2 separate regions of the Homo sapiens genome follow, and region 1 is linked to region 2. A link is an interaction called in ENCODE POLR2A ChIA-PET data of the cell type or tissue named here. Cell type or tissue: MCF 10A. All regions are shown on one strand. Links, peaks and the distances in the headings refer to the core of each region. The heading gives the core; the rest is flanking DNA. Region 1 overlaps RBMS3 (RNA binding motif single stranded interacting protein 3). Region 2 overlaps RBMS3 (RNA binding motif single stranded interacting protein 3).

What was found. Peaks named below come from ENCODE experiments on the same cell type or tissue, not always from the same donor. Only the 100,000 strongest peaks of a DNase experiment are listed, where the experiment ranks them.
Region 1: POLR2A ChIA-PET joins it to region 2 with 45 read pairs; 3 of 35 experiments call an interaction of 5 or more read pairs at or near these places.

The regions. Positions count from the first base shown.
Region 1 is chr3:29,689,899-29,701,564 of GRCh38, reverse strand. All of the region lies in intron 4 of RBMS3 (RNA binding motif single stranded interacting protein 3), which reads right to left. Among named protein-coding and RNA genes, the nearest start is that of RBMS3-AS2, 53 kb to the right of the region's middle. In MCF 10A, for the core only: no CTCF peak of the experiment used is centred there; DNase peaks (open chromatin) are centred at 5,784, 6,574 and 7,494.
Region 2 is chr3:29,753,369-29,765,034 of GRCh38, reverse strand. It overlaps RBMS3 (RNA binding motif single stranded interacting protein 3), which reads right to left. Exons shown (of 15, transcript NM_001003793.3): 6 at 2,046-2,125. Among named protein-coding and RNA genes, the nearest start is that of RBMS3-AS2, 120 kb to the right of the region's middle. In MCF 10A, for the core only: no CTCF peak of the experiment used is centred there; DNase peaks (open chromatin) are centred at 5,424, 6,124, 6,494 and 7,474.

The DNA of each region.
Region 1 (11,666 bases), core at 2,106-10,105, 64 kb after region 2:
TTACAAGCAGAGGGAGCTGGCTCCGACCTCTGCCAGCCCAGAGAGGGGCTCCCATAGTGCAGCAGCAGGCTGAAGGGCTCCTCAAGCACGGCCAGAGTGGGCCCTGAGGCTGAGGAGGCACCGAGGGCGAGCGAGGGCTGCCAGCAGGCTGTTACCTCTCACCATGGGCCACCAAACAGTCATTCTCTAGACTGCAGTGAGTGAGCTCTTACATTCTGGTTCCTAGCTTGTTTTTTACGGAGGTAACATTCACTACTTAAAACTTTTTTTCTTTTTTTTTTTCTTTTGAGACAGAGTCTCGCTCTTATTGCCCAGGCTGGAGTGCAATGGCGCGATCTCAGCTCACTGCAACCTCTGCCTCCCAGGTTCAAGCAATTCGCCTGCCTCAGCCTTCCAAGTAGCTGGGATTACAGGAGCCCGCCACCACGTCCGGCTAATTTTTGTATTTTTAGTAGAGACTGGGTTTCACCATGTTGGCCAGGCTGGTCTCGAACTCCTGGGAGGCCAAGGCGGGCAGAGTACTACTTAAAACTTTTAAACAGTTCTTCATTGTTCTCAGAATTAATTTCAAATGGTTTAGCTAGCCTAACAAAGCCCTTCAAGTCCAGGCCCTTTCTTACCTTTCCAACTTCTTCACCTTTCTAAAAAGCGCAATGTCCAATCTCCAACGTATACGTGTACACATGCACACGAACACACACACATGCTTATAATCTCCCTCGTGTGTCCTCTAACCAGATTACTTGCAGCTCTCTAATTTCTCTTTTTTTAAATTCCTCTATCCTTTTTGAACCTCTAAGCTTTCCTGAAAAATATTCCCTTCTCCCCTAACTCCCCATTACTTTCCTTGGCTAATTATAGCTTGTCTTCACTTTCCTGAAAAAAAAAAAAAGTCTGAAATAATTGAGTTAGGATTCCCTCTTTTGCACCTATTCATATCTTACTATAGTACTTACCATACATGTTCTATAATTACCAATTTTCTTGCCTGTCTGATCTATTAAACTCAAAGGCCCTTGAGAGCAAGTAAAATTTGCTATTTATACTTGGATTCCTAGAGCCAGCCAGCTGAGTATTTGTATAATGATTACTTTGGGAACATGAGCTCTACAAGAGATGTAGGAAAGATGTATTCCAGGAAAATTCTGGAGCCTCATAAGCTCATGTTCTACAACCTGCCTCAATGGAAAGGATTCAGACCGTACACAGTTTGGCGTTAATTCTGCAACATATGGAAGAGACTGAAAAAGAACTCCATACTATTCCTGTCTTGACTAATAAATTATTACTCTCTAGCTTATCACAGCAAAGAGCCACCATATTTTGATGTTTAACTGTAACACATCTATAATAGATCTACTGGCAGATACTGAAAAGTGAGAGAAAAGTGTTCCTGGAATCAAAGGATTCAGAAAAAAGGATATCCAGAGATCACATAGTCCAGTATTGTGACTTTATTTGGGATGTGGCCAAAATAGCCTAAACCGAGCATCTACCTTAGAAAGTCTCTTAGAGAGTTCAATAAATATAACTACTAGGGTGCCAATGCATCTAATTTAAATATGACAAATCCAGTCCCTTTGTTCAGTCTTAAAGGAAGTAAAATAAAATAATAGGCCATCATCATCCTTTATACCCCTGCTATTTGAGGTTTCATCCAAGGATAAGTGGCAGTGGCTTTCTTGTCCTGCCTCAGACCTACTGAATCATAATCTGAAGGAGGTTACACAGACAGGTAATGTAGGTACATGTGCACTGTGGTTTAGTGTACAAATCAGTATATCTTCCCTTATATGTAATATAGCAATATGTATGGGGGTGTAATATGTCTGTACGTTATGGATAAGTGGTTAATTATAATATTACCATACTATGCGGACACTAAAATCATGTTTATAGAGAATTATTTTTGACATAGGTAATACTTACGTCACAATGTTAACTGAGAAAAAAAGGCTACATGAGTTACATACATCCTAATTTCCTACGCTTTTAGAGTTGTATGTGCAAACAGAACAAAAGCTGGAAAGAGTTAATAATAAATTGGTAAAATTATAGTTGATTTTCATTTTCATTTTTGCAAATTCTGAATTTTAGCCATTAGAAAATAGCTCCACAGGACAGGCACGGTGGCTCACGCCTGTAATACCAGCACTTAGGGAGGCCAAGACAGGTGGATTACCTGAGGTCAGGAGTTCGAGACTAGCCTGGCCAAATGAAACCCTGACTCTACTTTAAAATACAAAAATTAGCTGGGTTTGGCGCCATTTGCCTGTAGTCCCAGCTACTTCGGAGACCGAGGCAGGAGAATTGCTTGAACCTGGAAAGCGGAGTTGCAGTGAGCTGAGATTGTGACACTGCACTCCAGCTTGGGCAACAGAGTGGTACTTCATCTCAAAAAAATGAAAATAGCTCTACATTTGAAACCTTCTTTCAAGAAGGTACTTATTGAAAGATTTTTTGTGTATGTTTAAGCCTCTTCACTAGGATAGTATTTCATAACAAAGCCAATTGCCTATCAATTGGGAAATGGTTTATTAAACTGTGAAGTATTCACAAAATGGAACTTTATGTATTTGTCGAAAATGTTTACATTTGTTATTATAAAGGAGCACCAAGATATGTTGTTATGTGAAGAAAGCTGGGTGAATAAAAGTGAATAGTATGCTACCATTAGTCTAATAAATGGTGATAAATATTTTATAATAGTCTTTAATATGGTAGTATTAATTATATAAATTTTTCGTACAACAAAAAATGTGTAATTACATCCAATGGGTCAAAACAATAATTAAAAATAAGCTCTATAAATTATGTAAAGTGTCCTCTCCTTAATAAACATTAAGAATAGCATAGTCCACACAGAGTCTTTCCAGAATTTTCAATACTTTAAAAAAAGCAAATGAGAAGACTTGGGAGATGGTAACAATATATGATTGTACTCACTTGTCCTTCGTGTTTTGGTAGACATGCCCAAATTCTCTTCATGCTCATTTTGTTATGAAATACTATTTCATTGAATCCGCCATCTTGACCCACCATCCATAAAAATAGGCACATTTAAATGAATAAACAAAGAGTGCTGAGAAGTCAAGATTCCTCCAAAGACTGTATTTCTCCATTTACCACTTTCATGGCAATGTCTGTGATATCCTGGCTATAGAATTTACATGAAAAAAAAAATCTGGTTTACAGCACATTCAGACACAAACTGCTCCGGTTTTATTATTCCAATAAAAGCAAAGGATTGTTGATTCTCTGTTTGCCTCCCTCACCAGGGACTACATTTTGCCATGGCTGCATTTGCTGTGTATGTAGAATTCTGTGCATTACTCAGAACTTTCTGGACTCTTATAAAATTGAAGTCCTGTGGCTATAAATAGAATAACAGTAGTCTGAAGAAGGAGCATTAATTTCACTGGAATGTAGGCACAGCCACAAGCCTGTCCCTTCAGGGAGCTCACATAAAATGAAGCACCAAGTATGAAGATTTTTGTGTTGCTTTTCCCCCTTAGTTGTTAAGACAGGTGCACGTGGAATATGTCAGAGGAATAATGATTATCAGCAGTATAACAAAAGGACAGAAGTTGGTAGAATCTGCAGATGAATGCACTACTAAGCATATCAGGCAGGAGAGTACTTAAAGTTTTTGTATACAGATTAGGCAACTCTAAATAAAAAATCTGAAATCCACAATGCTCCAAAATCAGAAATTTTTTGAGCGCTAAAATGATGCACAACTGCAAAATTCCACATCTGATCTTATGTGGTGGGTCGCAGAAAAAACAGTCGCAACTTTGTTTCATGCCCAAAATTACTTTCAAATAGTGTATAAAATTACCTTCAGATTATGTATATAAGGTATATATGAAACATAAACAAACTCTGTGTTTAGACATGGGTCCCATACCCAGAATATCTCATTGCATATATGCAAATATTCAAAAATCCAAAGAAATTCAACATCTGAAACACTTCTGGTCCCAGGCATTTTGGACAAGATACATTCAAACTGTAATAAGTTTCTTCCTTTGAAAAGCAGAATATTAGATTAAAATAAACTCCTGTCAGTTCATGGGTAACATTGGTAAACAAGGTAGCTCAGATAGGTGGATTAAACAATGGAAAGAAAAGTAAACCGGGTGAAGTTCTGGTCATGTTCCCCCAACGTTTCAGAGAGATGGACAAGCATGTAAGTAAAATGATAAATAGGATTGTGCAAATGGGCTCATTAAGAAGCAAGTGTGCAAAGATTAATGGTTTGGAGGAAGTTGTCTAAAATTCCATAGGTATATGATAGCTTTTCTTTACCAAAACTACATTTGTTTCAATAGCAAATTTTAATATAAACCAATTGTATCATTAAGAATATATGTTCAGGAAGATTCCATTAAAATTTTCCCAAACTTAGATCCATATTACTGTATAAGAAATAAAAACAAATGCTTTTTGTGCCTGTTTATATTACCTTGTCCTTACCATGCTGAGCACACAGGCCCTGCATTTCTTTATGTAAGAACTTCTCTGGCTGGATAATCTCTGTTGTCCTCCTTTGTAGCAAGTTAGAAGTTTTGGAGAAATCACAACTACTAGGGGTACCTACAAAAATTAAAAATTAAAAAAAACCCAAACGACCAGGGGAGACATTTTACTAGTCAATCAGGGGTTGGTGTATAAATAACCTAGCTCCCTCACCCCTTGTGTATGATGACTCTAAGATGTGTACCCTACACTGGCTCTTGGAGTTGCCCTAGGGTATTGACCTGCAGTCACCCACAGTGGTAGCTGAATTAATAAGGTGCTCTTGTCCCGATCGCCATCTATCAGTGTTGTTTCTTCACGTGCTCCTGAACCTCCCCAGAAGCATCTGCTCCTTGGGGAGCAAGAGCTAAAACAGAAATTATCATCAACTCTCAAATATTATGAATTGAGCAATTTTATAAATATCTAACTTTTCATGTTCTGGCCTTCGTGCAGAAAAGAGGAGCCAGCAGTCATCTATGAGACAGGGTGGCTGATGTAACAAAAGATCTATCCTTTCCAGTTCTCATACAGTGTGTGACATTGCTACTCAAGGGCCTTTCATCAACAAATGATTAATTGGTGAGGAATGACATTACCTTCCTTGAATAAAACATAATTTAGTACAAATGATCGTTTTTAATTAGCTTGCAATAATAATGGCAGGTACCATTTATTCAGCACTTACTGTGTTCTATGTTGTATGCTAAGTGCATTTATCTTACCTCTGAGATTGGCACCATAATCTGTATTATAATCAGCTACTATAATCAGGAAATATAATCCCCATTTTAAAGATGAAAAAAACTGAGAGCCTAACTCACGTGAAGTCACACTGCTAGTAAGGGGCAGATCTGGGCTTGGAAGCCAGGATTGCTTGAATTGGATGCCTGTGAGTGTCCATAATTAAGTGTCACCATCCATCTTTGTTACAGAGATCAGGATCCTAAGGGAGTTAACAGAAGACATGGAGAGTTTTTAAAATGTCAATGCCTAGGGGATCTTTACTGACGGCAAGAAAGAAGAAAGAAACATTGAAATCCTAGAGCCTGGTCTTGGTTTAGTGACCCCCCTGGCCTTACCCTTTGTCCCTTGGCCATCTCACTGCTCAATTTGACCAGTTCAAACAACAGAGGAATGAAAAAGAAATAAAAATCAACTTGGAAATTAGCACAACTTTTACTGTGGGAACTGGTTTACATTTTTGGCTAAAATTAAGCTTGGGATTGTTTGTGAAACTCAATGAAGCAAGAGTTGGCAATGTGTACAGGCAGAGTGTGTTCTCCCGTGCTGTCCACACACGATTTCCTAACAATCAAAAGAAAATGCTTTATCTGTTAGTAAAAGTTAGCAAAGTTTCATAACTTCCTGTAATTACTACTCTGAGAGTTCACAATGGTTATTTTTTCACATGAAATTGTTAAATGAGGGCTGCCTGAGATTTCACTTAAAATTTTGCACTTGGAAGAAAAAAAGGGGAAAAAATGAGAAGCCAACAGAATAACAACTCTAGAAGTGAAGAACTAACATTTAAAGAGTGAAAATAATAATTAAAAGTAGGATCTATATATTAACTAAAATGCCCCTCCTCAACAAACATAGGAATACATACTCTACACAGAGTTCTAAGAAGTTCGCAGTGAGCTTACATTTGTGGAATGCCTACCATGTCTCCAACCAATTGTCCATATTCTTACATTTAACCTTTCTACAAATCCAGTAGCATTAGTATCACTAATCCTTTTTTATTAATAAGGAAAAAGTCACAAAACCTGAATTCATACCATTTTAAAATTTGTTAGTTTTATTTATCCTTTCTTATACTAGATCTTTGCAAGACTAGATAATAATTCATTGCTTCTAGATAGTCTGCGAGATCCTAATATGAACAAACTGCTACAGTAGTAGTAAGAGTAAAACTCCAAAGGGACTTGGAATTTTTCATGTTATTTGAGCAAAAGTGTTGTTTAAAAAAAATGGCCAAACTTGCTTTCAAAATGAAAAGGTGAGTGACTCAGCAGTGGGCAATGAGAGACTCTCACCAGCCTATAAGTGCAGTGATAAATAGCAGACATTGCTTAGCTAAGTTATGAATAACCACACCAGGAATGTGTCTGCTTAGGCTCCTGTGCCTGACAATTGTTACATGAATATAAAACAATCTGCCTTGTATTTTTTTTTTAAAAAAAAATTTGCATGCAGCTTTTTACTTTGCTAGATTTTAAAATTTGGGGCTGGGGTGGGAGATGGGTAAGAACAGTTTTTAATTTTTTTTATTTTTTTATGCTTCCTCCTCTTTAGCCACAACATTTAGGACAGTCACTTGCACAGATAATGTGTTTAAAACATAATTGAACTCTAAGTATATGCAAATCCTGAAATACCTAGAAATTCAGAAACTTCCTATATTAATTGGAATTCAAAAAAAATCAAGCAGGAAATTACTGTGACCACCTACATCCATATACGGATATACAAACTAATTGTTAGTCTTTGCTAACAGTGAATCCCAAGTAACCCAGAACAGAGTAACTCTTGCTAACTAGTTCTACAGTAATAACTTTTTTTAGGAATAAGAGTAAGACAGCCCTATGAAATATTTTTAAAGCAGATTTCCTCTTATGACGAACAATTGTAAAAGGTTTATCTTTCTACAATAGGACATGTTCCCTCAAAATAGTAGAGAAATTTGTTATATAGACAAAGGCTTCCATGAATGATTTTGAGGATGTAAGTTGGAAATGAAAGAGAAATATAGTTCCAGACTTGGGTGAAAATGTATGTGACAAAAAGATGACATAATCTATCAAAATGTAATGAAAAACAGATATCAGAAGCAGAGGCAACTAATGTAGCCATGGCCACCCCCTTGCACACCCCCTTCCCTCAACACACAAACCTGCCTCACTCTCCAGAGGCTGTCTTGGCTGACACAGAGGATGCATTCCATACATGTTTCAAATACCAAGGATCAAGAAGCAAATCCAAGTGTTCACTGCGTAAGTGTTCCTGTCATTTTGTGGTATTTTGAAGAAACCACTGTGAAGCAACTTGATTCAACTATTGCTTTAAAACTCAAACACTGATCATGTTGACACTGTCTACAGTAATCAGTGTTTGAAAAATAATGGATAAACATTTTACTATTTGCCTTTAAAGAACAAAACAAGAGTAGTATTTCCAACCTAGCTAAGAGGGGACAAACAGAAAAGATAGAGAATTCAAAGTTTTGTCTTAGGATGAACAAAAATCAATCTGAAATTATTGATCAAATCATTGAAATTATCATTATGTACAGCTTCGGTCTCAACCTAGTTCACTGATGTTACCCATTTCTCTACCGAGAAGGGCACATTTATGAAACTGAAGAATGACTGTATGAATAAAGTATGTTAAGCTTTCTTATATGCTAATAGTAGTTAATCTTTGCAATAATCTTTTGAAGTAACATGATTTATTTTACAAATAAGTAAACTGAGACACAAGAAAACTCAGTCATTTACCCAAGATCATAGTCAATAAATAAATGTGGACCCTAAATTTTAGCTCAATAGAAATAAATTGGCATGCTTTTCCCATCCCCCTGTTTATAAGATATATATTTGCCCATGACTTGGGCTGTTTATTAGATATAGGACATCCTCAGAGGCATCCATGTATGTATATGCATTCAATAATGACATTATTCCTCAGGCATGAAACACCTTAAAATATCTTTCTAACTATCCAGAGAAAATTATAGTCATGAATTTGAGGTCTATGTATTAGTCTGAATTTGCTCTGTACAGCATCACACATCACAATTATGCATTTTCAAGGAATGTTTTCTGATGGGTATTTGTCTTTAATTCATTCTAAAATTTGGGGAAAAAATGTAAAGAAGAGTGTTGTATTTCTATCAGATATCATAATGTTGGTTTGTCATAGAGAAAAGTATCTCAGTAAAAAACCACTTTAGTCTCAATGTAAATTATGCAGAAGTGTCTTAGCCATTAAACAGAATAAGTTACAGTGTATGTTTCTGGAAATATAAATCTAGACACATAAATCAGGATGTCTAGTCAGTGATTTAAAAAAATATTTAGCACAGTGGTCATATAAAGGATCTGTCCGTACCAAAACATAAATGAGCACAATGTACATTTTTAAAGCAAATATAAGCACTAAACTTGAACACTAATCACTTATCCTAAAGAAAAGAGAGCATGATTATATATATAATTTATAATTATGCTTAAGGTTATGTTTCCTGCTTTGTAAAAGACCTATCTTAACTTTCAGCCCCTTTGGAGGTAGCAGTATACTCATTACTATCATGCAGGAACAATATAGCTATTCACATTTGCGATGTGCTTTGCAATCGCTATGGATCATGAGGATAAATGATGGGAGAGAAAATGATAGAAAGGGAATCTGAGAAAATGATGGGAAGAGGAAAACACATGGTCAGTTTTTTGATTAGGTTGTCAAATAAAGTCTCTTAATGTAACGTTTACAAGAAAATCTTGAGATTACTCCACTTTTTCTACGGTTCTGTTGTTCCGTTTTTAATGTGAGCAAGTCAGGTCACTCAAGCATATTCAAGTTCAACTCACTAAAGCATAATAATGCTTATTGTTATACTTCATTATAAACAGGGCTCAAAACAATGAATATTGACAAGCTAAAATTATACCTCTTTAAGTCTTAGCAAGCTTGGTTAAATGGTTATATATGCAAGATCAAGTTAAAATGGAAACATGAGGCATTTAAAAAATATAGAGGTCGGGCGCGGTGGCTCACACCTGTAATCCTAGCACTTTGGGAGGCCAAGGCAGGTGGATCACCTGAGGTTAGGAGTTTGAGACCACACTGACCAACATGGTGAAACCCCATCTCTACTAAAAATACAAAAGTTAGCTTGGCATAGTGGCAGGCATCTGTAATCCCAGCTACTTGGGAGGCTGAGGCAGGAGAATTGCTTGAATCCAGGAGGCAAAGGTTGCAGTGAGCCGAGATCCCAGGAGGCAGAGGTTGCAGTGAGCTGAGATTGTGCCATTGCACTCCAGCCTGGGCGACAGAGGGATACTCCATCTCAAAAAAAAAAAAAAAAAATAGAGAGAGAGAGAGAGAAGGGTCACACATAAATAAGATTTATACTTAACTTGTTTGATTGCTACCAGTGTTAGATTTGAAAGCTATGCACATAAACTATTGGGAGCAAATCCGCATTGTTATGTGACAGAGAAAAGATGGCATCTAGAGGAAGAAACGTGCTATTTATTTTCAGTGTTTTTTTCCATAAGATTTAACTCTAGGGCAGAATTATGAGTCTCTGTCAGAGAAACCAACCAAAAATAAAAATTGAACCTGGTGCTTGTACATCTTACATGACAGATGAAAGAAGACTCAATAAATCACAAGTGTCATGAATTAAGCCATTTTGTTTTATTTTATTTTTTCCTTTGGGGCATTTCTGTGGGACTTCTTGACTTTTCTTTCTAAGATGAGTAGAAATGAGGCATGCATTAAACAAATGATTGGCTATTACAAAGAACCACTTTATTGATGTTGACAGAAACCCACGAACAAGTCATGAAAAGAGAAGTACCAAGAGTGTGTGCTATTATTTCTTAATACTAGAGCAGAGAAAGTTCATTTCAAGCCATATTTTGGGTCAATCTTACCATGAAGGAAAGTTATTCCTCAGGTCAAGGGTAAGTATTCTGGGAGAAGGTACAGAACCCATAATTATTTAGTCAATTTTCTTCTTGACGCTTTGTGGCCTAGAAGATTTAGTACAAATAGAAGAGAAAACTTTTGTTCTGCAAAATACTTACAAGAACTTATACCTCAAGAAATGCTCTGTTCTCCCACAGTTTGATGAAAGTGTCAATACAAGACTGCGATGTCAAAATATGACTGGCATATTTATACAATATCTCTTTCTGTCTGCAATTCCATGGAGTTAAACTTGCTGAAAACCATAAGATAATAGAACTCCCTCTGGTAGATTATATTTTCTAGGTGTACCTAATCCTCCAAACATGTATAAACCTTGCTAAGCATTGCACACAAAGAATATAAAAACCCTCTTAAGCACATGCTAATTATGAAATCTAAAATATATTCCCATTCTTTTGCACTGAGACATGAGACAGATTTTCAGTTCCATGAGTTAAACTGATACAAAAATTCCTAAAATAACATTCTTTTCTAGGTGATAAATTAACACTAGTCCAAATAAACAAATTGTAGCAAAAAGCAGAAAAGTAAAAGTAGGAGTTTATGACAGAGCACAAAGTTCAAACTGTTTAGGCAAAACAAAAATGCAAAACTAAAATACTGGTATGGAAAGCACAGAACTTGAAAGAGAATTCTGGGCCTCTAAAATTTCTGATAAGTATACTAACTAACAACAATTACTTTCAAAACTCTTGGCAACATGAATGTAGAGATTCAATTTAGCACTTGAATACTGTCAAAACTGAGTCATGAAAATATATAACCCATTTCAAAGTTATCACAAAGAAACATAATTGATTAGAGATAATTGATTAGAGGTGAAGAACAATTTGAATCAGTTATAACAGAAAAATTTAAAAATATACATATATCATTTGTTTTTCATTTTTTTGAGACAGGGTCTCATTCTGTCAAGAACACAGCTCACTGAAGCCTCAAACTCCTGGGCTCAAGCAATCCTCCTTCTTCAACTTCCCAAGTACCTGGGACCACAGGCACATGCCACCACGTCCAGCTAATTTTTGAATTTTTTGTAGACACAAGATCTCACCATGTTGCCCAGGCTGGTCTTAAACTCCTGGGCTCAAGCAATCCTCCCACTTCGGGCTTCCAAAGTGCTGTGATTATAGGCATGAGCCACCACGCCTGGCCAGATATGTCATTTTACTTTCTCTCAAAAATCTCTATTGATCTCTTATAAATATAATTTATATTATTCTATATATTGTGAGATATGTGATTAATAAAATGTATACTTTCCACATATACCAGAAAATCAATACCTTCAGCAATGTTTCATTTCTTTTGGTTAGCCAGTAGCTAGATTATGAAAGAAACAGTAATAGCATCTCCCTTTCTTTCACTTTTTTTTTTTTTTTTTTTTTTTTTTTTTTTTTTTTTTGGTAGAGATAGGATCTTGC
Region 2 (11,666 bases), core at 1,169-9,168:
TTCAAGCACTGATGATGATCAATATTCTGTATTTAGTTCTATTATGATGAGTGGAAATCTCAGAAGCATACAGTTGTCTCTCCTAAGAGTTTTATAACTGAACATAATTATTTTGTCTTTCTTGTTCCCGGGAGATAAAAATGAGTGAGAAAACTCATAACCAAGTTCCTGCTATTCACAATGTTTCCATTGGGTGTAGCTATGATATTAGATAGGTTAATATCATAGCCTGCATATTCTGGAAGGATGCCCAGACATTTGGGGATTTGTAGTGACTTTCTTTGTCTTCAGCATTAAATTGTATTAGTCAGCAATATGTTCATTGGGGAAAACCAAATAAAATACTTTCAAATCAATCAGGGCAAGAAGGCTTTCAATACGTCTTTTTGACATACCAATATTTTGAACAAATCAAAAAATTGAGACTTGTGCTAAAACTTGAATCATTCATAATTTCTACACAGTGTGCTCATTTTTATTTTTATATAATTATATAATTTACACCTAGTTTGAACAACTTCTATATAAATAGGTATCCGTTGGATGAAATAGGACAAACAAGAGGAAAGTCCACAAACAATGCAACTCCTTTACTCGATGACGGATTTGAGTAAAGTGTCTTAAAATGTCTGTTTATACAAAAAAAAAAAAAGTATTTCTGCTAAAATGCAAGGGCAGCTAACATGCTGAGATGAAAACTGCTAACTCTTTTCTTAACAACACCATATGTCTCCAATTGGATCATAATGCAGTCAGTTCCCAAGGGAACGTTACACATGGAAGCTAACCAAATCAAGGCACAGTCTTCACTGTATGTTGACTCACTGATTAGCCAGCAATCAGCTACTTTAGGTTTTCAGATTATGCAAGTGTCTGTCTGAAGGGTCTTTCTGCATTCTTGACATCCCCCCTTAAAAAAAGCAAGTCATTACAAAACCCTCCACAAAAATATTTCTCTTTTTGTATATGCTTCCTCTTATCTATAAACTCAATATATTTTAAGGAACTAAAATGCTCAACCTCTGAACTCTCTGATGGGTTTTAAATAGTAGATGCATTATACAGCAAACGGTATTGAAATCAAGCTTAAAAAGATTAAAGTCACATATTGTAAGATGGAAGAAGTCGCCTTAGTCTCCTCTGAGAATAACTGTATATAAAAGACCAACAAATAAACCAAACTGCCTTATTCAGATGAATCTTTACGTAATTTTTCTTAGTTTAATACTTCATTCCATTGTTAATTTTTTATATTGGAATTATATTTAAAACTTTACTTAGTTAATATTAAAACCTTCCACATACACTACTGCCTCAAGTTCTGGCATTTGTAGCTCTGATACACATAATAAATCCAATTATTTCATGTTTAATGCAATTCTTAATAGCATAAAATTAGAACACTTTATAATGTGTATAAAACCTTAGGAATTTTGCCTTGGGAAGTGTGAAATGCCCTGGGATAGTCCAGATTGGGGCTTCTCAAACTAGCTCTGATAAATAGACAGTATTTTCTAAAATTTCCAATTTGTCAGTAACTGATATTTTTGTAAAAGAAAATTATGCACTGAGATTTCATGACATTGTCAAATCGCTATACTAGTTTCTAAATGCTTTCTCTCAGTTTCTGTGCTTTTCTTGTCATGGACTGGTAAGAAATGTTTCAGGGCTGGCATCAATTTGTGGGATTCATTGTGAATATCATTGTTTGGATATTTTGTAACTTGGAAATTGGAATTTTAATATTAATGCTGAGTCATAAAATTCTATCACTTCCAGCACATCATTCTTTAACTATTCTTTGCTATGGTTTTCTTCTAATCCACTTTAGAAAGTTAGCAGCAGAGATTCAAAAAGCAAAAGAAGAATTACCAAAAAGCTTTTGAGAAAGATGAGTTGCTACACAGTATTATTTGAAAATACACATTAAGAAAAGCAAACCCCCCAACTCTGCAGTGATCAACAAGGGCTTTACAATGTACTTATTCTAATAAGAGCAATTTAAGCCTCGGCATCATTCAGTCACTTATTAGTGAATTTCTTACCTGGGATGCCTGGTGGTGTTTTCAGATATTTTCCATTAAAATGTTGAATTACCACTTCACATTTTTCAGTAGACTCCATTCTGGGAAAAAAAGGTAAACCAGAGGTCATATATGGTTGTCAAGAAAAAGAAACTTAAGAAGTAAAGGAAAACAAGAAAGCCATAGAAATACTTGATTTGAGAATTGTACCCTAATTGCCAACTTTTTTCATGAACATGATGACCAGATTGATAAGAGAACATCACAAACTCATTAATGCTTAGAAAGTATTATTCACTCTTTGAAAGGTGTCTATGTGGAGGGCTCTATTCTGAGCACTCGTTCAGAGGTAACCCTGCGGCATTATCTTAATTCACCCAGCAATATTTGGCAATTGAAAGTGTTCAACAAATGTCTGTTGAATGATGAATTAGCAAACCTGATGGGTAAGTCTTTTTATTGTCATTCATATCAATAAGGTCACTGAGGCTTAAACAGATAAACTACCTTTCCAATAAGAGGAAAAGTCAGTATTTGAACTGACATCTGTGCAACAGTAAAGCCTGTGCTATAGCTACTAAGCTATACTGCTGATGGATTTCACAAAAGAGGTTGACAAGATGTGTTTTATTTGCATGGCTTGCAGCCTAAAGGACTGATTGGTATAGTAATGTAGTCGTCAGCATTATGACATTTTTATTGAAAATCCACTTTATGTAAGACATCCAAAGAGTTAGGTGGGGTCCTACATGTTGAAGGAAGGTATAGATACACAAACCTTAGGTTCTATGCTTTCTCAATATTGAATTTTGGACAATATCCTATTTTTTCATACTATCTTATCAATATTCCTAAACTGGTATTCTTGTGCCAAATTTTGGCATCTCACATACAACCTAAAGCATGAACATTTTGAGCCATACCAACATAATTTAAATTTTGGCAATGTTACCATATCTTAAGTACAGTAATATTTGTAGCAGTTTCCAAATAATGGATAATATCTGGCCTTTTTTATTTTATAAAATTGGATGGGGAGGATAATAATTAAGGATTAATTCTGATAAAAGAAAATTAAGTCTTCCAAAGAGTATACTAGAGGCAAAAATACATTTAAGAAACAGCATACACACACATGAAAGAATGTGTATGAAATGTGTGAAATGTGTAAAATGTGTTCAAAAGGCAAAGTTTAATTTTGGATTTTCTGCTGTTATTAATATGAGCTTTCTTGGAATGGTGCCCATCAACTCAAGTTGTAAAACTTTCCTACATCTAAATTTTATGTCCATTTCAGGACCATATTACATGGCCATATTATAGGACCATATTACATGGCAAAGGAAACAAGATACAAAAAAAATATGCTAACAAATGTCAAGTAAGTTATACATATTTATTACAGCTATAAGAATTCAAATGTGAGAGGAATCCCAGAAGTGAGAGAAATGCTGAGAAGAGGCACGGAATCTAGGAGAGGCTTTTGGCGAAGTAATTAGGGCAGGGGGCTGAGCTGGGCAGCTTGGAGGGCGTGCGTCCTTATTACAATGTGGTAGAGAGAGCAAGCATGTGGCTCAGTGGAAGGTTTGCCCGGGAAATTCTTAAAAATTAACTGAGAGAGGAAGTCAGGGCATCTGTATCACTTGTTTAACAAGTTTGAAGATAATATCAGGAACGAGTTCCAGTTTTGAGCTATAATTATTCTCTGACAAAGTTTTGTTTTCAGATGTACATTCTTATGAAGCATGTGATGAGAGTGCATCTTTCTGTATCGATGGATATGACAAATCTCTACCGCCAAGCAGGGCTAAATTTACAGGAATGAGGCCTATGTCTTCACACACAGCCCCACACTTAGAACAACCCTGCACTTGGTTTAAAGTTCTGCTGTTGCCACCTTGAACTTCTTAACAGTGTTTTAACAAAGGGATCTACATTGTCATATTTCACCCTAATTTAAGTAGCTGATCCTGCTATGACAAGAGAGTGTAGGAAACTAACTTAACATTAACGCTCAGTATGTATATCATCAGGTGACCCAATGGATCCACATAAGTATTATTTTGAAAAAAAAAGTCTTCAGAATGAATCAATTTGATGTCCAAATAAAAAGAAAACTCTTTATGCAATTTTAATAGATAAAAATAAAAACAAAAACAGCATTTTGTTTACTACTCACTCACAAGTTCCCCTATATCAGAAGATGTTTGGATAAGAAAGGCAAGCGGAATCTTTCCTCATTCTAAATATTTAGGAACAGCTAAGTACAATTTTCCTAACTCTTTCAAGTTTCCTTTCCAGTGGAACCTTTTACTGTAAGTCTTTCAATTTTTTTATCTTTTTTTTTTTTTAAGTAGAAAATTTCCATTTCCAGGAAGAAAAGAATTCTAACTCTGTTCTTTCTCTCTTCCCACAGGATCCACTATTGTCTCTTTGGGAAAATAACCTTCTCTCCTAGCAGAGACATGAATGGGAGAGGAAATGTAAGCCCTTAATTACTACAGATGTTACTTTATGGAATTTTTATTCCAGGAGAGCTACAAAATGCAAAGTTTATGCCTCAGAGCCCCCTCCCTGTTCAATCTCTCTCTGGGTACTCATCTGGATAAAAGGCAGTTAAGAATCTAAAGCTTGCTTGCAAGAGTCCTACAAATCAAATCCTTTGTCTTAAAATGGCATGGAATTATAAATGAAGACTAATACTAGGGGTGTGTGTGTGTGTGTAGGGGTGTGTGTGTGTATGTGTGTGTGTGTGTGTTTATTCTACATAATACATTTTAGGGAATAGAGAGGAAGCTAAAAAAGAAAATCAAGTGGCTAACCCACTCCACCCACTTAAAATATTTTTGTTCTGTTTGAAAGCCTCAAGTCCTCCCTTCTGCATTCTAAGTGTGATCATCTTTTCTTAACACTGTTTTACAGCCATATCAAGCTGGATGGGGGCTGTTTCTATGAACACAAAGACAGCAGAGTAGATTGTTCACTTTGGGTTCATTCAGATTTAACTAAGTGAATGTCTGCTGTGAGCCTTTAGAGACTCCCGTCTCTGAAAGAATAAATGCAATAAAAGTCTGTTTTCTGTAGCTGCCGGCGCTTAGTGTCAAACCATGTTACGCTGCACCACCCAGCAGTGACAATTCCATTTTAATACACGGGGCACATTTTAACAAGGCAAAGCAGTCCCAGCAAAGATGGCAATATAGGAGCTGCCAAGGGGAAAAGGCTCAGTGTTCCTCATGCATTTTACGTGGAAGCAGAACAAAAGTGAGACTGAGACCCAGAAAGCTCTGGGGGGGGAGGAAAGAGACTATATTTGAATAGCCATCTTAGGAAGAATGTGCCCATTTTCTTCTCAAGTTTCACAATTAACCTCTCTGAAATGCCAGCTCAAGCTGTCTGGAATCTGGCACACGCTTCAGTTGAAACTGACACTAGCATTATCAAGTGAGTCTGAAAAGACAGCACACCAGACACAGCTGCCTTTATATGTCCCTTTCAGATGGGCCACTGAATCACTACAACTGCATCTATTCTTCCTAGGCGGTACCTGAAACCCCTTGCGTCCCTCAGAACAGCTTGAGTGCCAGGCCAACCATTCACCTGACAATACATTAATTAGGATCTTACAAGGCTCTAATCATTGTATAAAGCTTCAGGGTTTTCTGTTAGGTCTGATGTTTAAATATAAATACACATTAAAGGTCCTGTTTGACATTCTTTCTTGTCTCAGTACCTAGGACACTGGCTTCAGTTATTTGAAACACACCACAGAATTGTGCTTCTTCTTCCTTTTTTTTTTCAAACAGCTACTAAGAGGAGCTAGTTTAACAGCCGATACAATTCCCACAGGCAAATTACGTCAGATGAGAGGCTGATCCAATATTAGTAGAATGTTCTGGGTCAGACTTAACATGCAGAGGTAGAAACGTACTTTGCAAAACCATTTGCAGCCTACCTCTGTCACCTCCATAGAGAATCACACAGTTTATGGTCTTAAAGCAGTAAGCATTATTAACCATGTATTTAAAACAAACCCATCCTGTCATTTATTATGGTTAATTAGAGGTTTCCAGTATTGTGAAATGTTTGTGGTTTTGCAATCACAGGCTCTGTACAAATTATTGGCAACTTAGAGTATCTAACGTTGTAAGCCAGTCATCCTCATTTCTGGTAAGATTTACGTATGCACAGGGTCAACATTAAACTATTTTTTAAAGTACTAAACTCTGCACTGCTTCTGACATTTCAAAAACAAATTATGTCATTTCCTTCTTAATCCATTGTAACGGAAGGAATAAAATAGTGAGTTCCAGAAACAAAGATGAATGAATGCGATGAATTTTCTTCTCAGTTTTTGCAATTTGTTTTCTTCCTGCCAGGCACCTGACATTCTTAGGATACAAGTGTCTTAAGTACCAAACAGTGAAGCAGAGAGGCCTCCCTTACATGCCCTTTTGTAGAAACCAGAAATTTTGAGGGTATCTTGCTCAGCATTACAACACATTCCTCTTAGGAAATGAAACTGTGGATGACAATATTTGACTAATGAAAACACATTCCAGAGTTTGAGAGTCACATAATTTCAAGACTCAGATATCAACTTCTATATTGTACAGATGAAGAAAGTAACACTAGAAGACTGTGATTGGCTTCCCTAAAAACTAGTTAGTGGATGAGCCTGGAATAGAACTGTTGTCTCATGACTTTGAATTGAGACTATTTATTTGCAAGAGATGCAGCTCCATTGCTGGCCTCATGTCATCCCTCCTGATTTTCTCTACTGACTGATGTACTTCAATCTGTTCAAGAGTAGGATGGGTCCTGCTAGCTCCACTCTACCCAGCCACTATTACTTCAAGAAGTTGTTTTCAAAAATGGAATATAACCTGATATGAGATGTCAAGGGTGTTTCACCTCTGTGGTATTCTCTCCCAAAACCCATGAAAACTAGGGGTCTTATCATGAGAAAAACAGCTGACAAACTCAGATCTAGAGACATTCAGAATACCTGGCCAGTACTACTCCAACAAACAAAGTCTAAGAAATTATCGCAGATCAGAGCAGGCTGATGAGACAGGACAGCTAAACACAATATAGTAACTGGATTGGATCCTGGAACAGAAAGAAAATGTTAATAAAAAAGTTGGCAAAATCCAAATAGAGTCTGGAGTTTAGTTAATAGTAATATACCAATGTCAGTTTCTTAATTTTGACAAATGTGCCATGGTAATTTAAGGTGTTGTTAATGGGGGAAACTGGGTGTGCAATATATAGAAAATCTATATTATCATTATGGCTTCTATGTGAAGGTAAACTTATTGCAAAATAAGAAGCTTTTAAAATCACTGTACATTAAAATTATCAGAAAACTACTTTTAAAAATACCAATCTCTGGGGCCCAGCCCAGGAGATTCTGACTTAATTGTTTTGGCATGAGGCCCAGGCACAAAGATTTCAAAGCTACCCAGGTGATTTCAGTGTGCAGCCAGGGTTGAAAACTCCTGTTCCGAAGTTCTGTGTCAGGTATGAGAGACTAGAAACCATGGGCCAAACCCAGTCTACAGGTATGTTTTATTTGGACTGCAAAGAGATTTTGGAAATTTTGAAATGGTTGTCAACATTTGAAACTTGGGAGATTTCACATGAAAATTGAAATCTGTGATTCCTTTTAATAGATGGGACAGTTTAACCCATGCTTTCTGCATGGCAACTATGACATAATAAAAAATATATTTAGTCTTTTTCTCAGGTTGCTGACACACAGCTTCTAAAACCCTTGGAATTTCCTGAGTGATAGGGGTATGTTTTGTTATTCAGAACAGACTATTTTTAACCACATCTGAGTTTATGCTAATGAGGTCACTCAGGTAGCTTCAGGATGGGGACTGGTCACCAGAAAGACTAAGACTTGATTAGTGGGTTGGAACTTTCATCCCCACCCTCTCTGACTTCCAAGAACTGGAGAGGGGCCAGAGATTGAGCTCAAACACCAAGGGCTAATGATTTAATTAATCAAACCCAGAGGTTTTACCTAATGAAACCTATATAAAAATCCCTAAACAACAAGGTTCAGGAAATTTTCAGTTTGGTGAAGACACTGATATATGCCAGGAGGGTAGTGAGCCCAGAGAGGCTACAGAAGCTACACACTCCTTCCCTGATGCTTGGCCATATGCATTTCTTTCATTTGAGTTGTATCCTTTATAATAAACTGATAAACATAAAGTGCTTTGAGAGTCATTTTAGTGAGTTACTAAACCTGAATTGGGGAGTTGTGGGTACTCCCACATTTTGTAGTTGCTGGGAAGAAATGTGGGTAGCTTGGTGATATGGTTTTGCTGTGTCCCCAACCAAATCTCATCTTGAATTGTAGCTCCTACAATTCTCATGTGCCATGGGAGGGACCTGGTGGCAGGTAATCGAATCATGGGGGTGGGTTTTTTTTCTGTGCTGTTCTCATGATAGTGAGTAAGTCTGATGAGATCTGATGGTTTTATAAAGGATAGTTCCCCTGCACACACTCTCTTGCCTACTGCCATGTAAGACAAGCCTTTGCTCCCCCTTTGCCTTCCACTATGATTGTGAGGCCTCACCAGCCATGTGGATCTGTGAGTCCATGAAACCTCTTTTTCTTTATAAATTACTCAGTCTCAGGTATTTCTTCATAGAAGTATGAGGATGGACTAATACACCTGGGCACTCCATTTGCAGCTGGTGTGGAACTGAGCCCTTACACCTGTGAAGTCTCATGATGATCAGGTAGTTTGTGTCAAAACTGAGTTAAATTGTAGGACATCCAATTGATGTCAGAGAATTAGAGAATCGATATGCAAAAATAAGGTATTTGATGTCAGAAAAACCCACACATTTGGTGTCAGAAAAAAAGACATCACAGCAACCATGGAACAGAGTAAAAGAGCAGTTTTGTTCTTTAAATGAAGCCACTTTGCCATTATTCCTACCAAGCTGTATCAATTGCCAATCCTAAGGCAAAATAGTAGGTGCTGTTTATCACTGAACTTGCATTCTTTATTTTTAATAGTTAGGAGAAAAGAAAAATTATTTAACTTAATTTATACAGGGAGAGTGGTGTATTTCTGCTCATCCTTTCCTAAATGTCCTCTCTGTCCTGCTCTATGCCCCAAGGAAGTGACCCTTCTATCGACTGTGTAATCTTAGTTCTTTTGTTTACTGGTTTTCCATTGGGTTCTGCCTATGGAAGCTTGAAAGAAAGAACTTCAAAAGGCAAGAGTAGAGAGAAATCTGAGTGGTTTTCCCTCTTTGTCTCCCTGCTTTGGCACTTCTGTCTAGCAGGGGTTGCATCTCTCCCTGTCTACAGTCCTTCCAAGCAGGCCCTCCTCTGAGGCTCTGGCTCTCAATGAACTCTGGAAACACCCTTGTGGTTGCTCCTTGAGCTCTCAGGGTGGTAAACGTTTCCCTCTGTTGCTCCTCTCTGGGAACATCAACATCTCTTTGCCTTTACCTCAGTTCCCTTAACACTGCTTCTGTAAATATTTGGTAAATACTCCTTAATTTTCTTCAGTAGAATCATCTGGAGTGAAACTCTGCTTCCAGCCAGCATCTTGATGCCTACACCATAAAGCTATCAACAGCAGAGGAGTAAAAAAATTATCCCAAAGACTGTGTGTTTCAAGAAGCATGTAAGAGATAAAGTTTGCCTTATACTCCATCTAGAAACTACTTCTTTCACTTGGATTACCTGATTATCCCCAGTAGGGACACTCATCTATGTACTCACATAGATGCATAATTATCTAAGTATATTTTTTTAGCCAGACCAATGTTTCTAGAAGGAATTTTCATAAAGAAATGGCAGAAAATTAAACTTAAATAAATAATCTGAGATAAAGTGAAAATTAAGCATAGGTGTAGAAAAGTCATACCATTAATGACTCTGGAATACATTACCACTTTTAATCAATCTCCTAGCTACAGCCATATTTCATTCCTAGATATTATTGAGAAAAGAAAAATAGCTCAGAGCAGGTCAACTATGTGAGATATGCAACATTTATCAGGCCCAGAGAGACATAAGTACAGGGCTTCAGTCATGGCTGTCTCTCCCCTGAGTAGCCATGACTGGGGGCAATTGTTTAAGGCATTTTTGTTCCTGACCAGCTTTCTCACTCATTATCTTCATATTCCTAGCATTTGTGACACAAAGAGCAATGAATAACCAATTAATAGCTTATGTTATCTTAACGAAAAGTCTTGATAAACAACTTCTCTTCTTTTTTCCTTTAAAGACCCACTTGTAACTATTGCTAATTGGACTGTATATTCAGGGCAACATGAATCTAGGCTCCTGGGTGGCCATCTTCAAGCTTTGAGCTCATATAATCTCTGTACTTATGTTATTTAAGGTTGACATTTTGGTGACTCAGGTGGGACCTGAAACAGACTTTCAGTGATCTCCCTTGCTTTGCTGACAGCTGGAGTCCTGATATGAGCATAACTTTCATTCATCTGACCTCACTGGAGTCAGCGGAGGTCAGTCAACTGGGTAAGCCCTCCTCAGATTTGAATGCTCCATTCTTGGTTGAACATTCAGACCAATTCACTTTTTGAAACTGCACACATTCCTGCCACAACATGGTTGGAAATGAAGCTCTACTGTAAGGTAGGAGTTCCATTTGTTATTCTCTAGAGTCTCTGCTGATTGCAGATTTGTGACTTTCACTTTTTCTTTTTGAGCTAGTGTTATTTTGAATTAATTCTTAGAGTTTTCCCATCTTTTAGCCATGTACGGTGGCTCACGCCTGTGATCCCAGCACTTTGGGAGGCTGAGGCAAGAGGATCACTTGAGGTCAGGAGTTCGGACCAGCCTGGCCAACATGGTGAAACCCTGCCTCTATTTAAAATACAAAAATTAGGCATGGTGGTGGGCGCCTGTAATCTCAGCTACTCGGGAGGCTGAGGCAAGAGGATCCCTTGAACCTGGGAGGCAGAAGTTGCAGTCAGCCAAAATCGTGCCACTGCACTGTAGCCTGGGTGACAGAATGAGACTCTGTCTCAAAAAAAAAAAAAGAGTTTTTCAATCTTTTATCTCATTTAAAATTTTGGTCGGGGAAAAAATAGTTTCTCTCTGAAAAGAAAAAGTGTAATCTTACAGCTTAAGTGAAAAATTTGTAATCTTTAAAATTGGTCAGATTTCACAGCTCAGTTCAATTGACAAATCTAAACATTCTTCTTGGGTGACCAAAATTCCTCTCACTGGGTCTTTTTTATCATTCAAAAAGGAAATATGATTATGGGCAATCGTACTTCCATAACTGAGTCTAATAATAAAGATTTGCAAGAGCTGTTAGAAGTAGTAACTGACCTCTTTAGCTTTTAGGGTACCAGGGATTACTCTGTACTATGAGATACAACTTGAATTTTGTGTGTGCAATGGCTGACAAGTCACTGGCAAAAACTGTGGTTTCTGAAGCAGCTGAAATCAGTTACAGTGAATGATTATAAATGTACGGGGCTACTCATTTTTTCCGGTGTTTAGATAGAAAGACAGGTTTGAACACTTGAAGGTGGAGGAAACACTTCCCCTCAAGGCATAAAACTCCTCCTGTGGGAGGGTGGTCTGATCACAGAGTGGGCTGATGGGCATTGCTCACCTACCAGTCT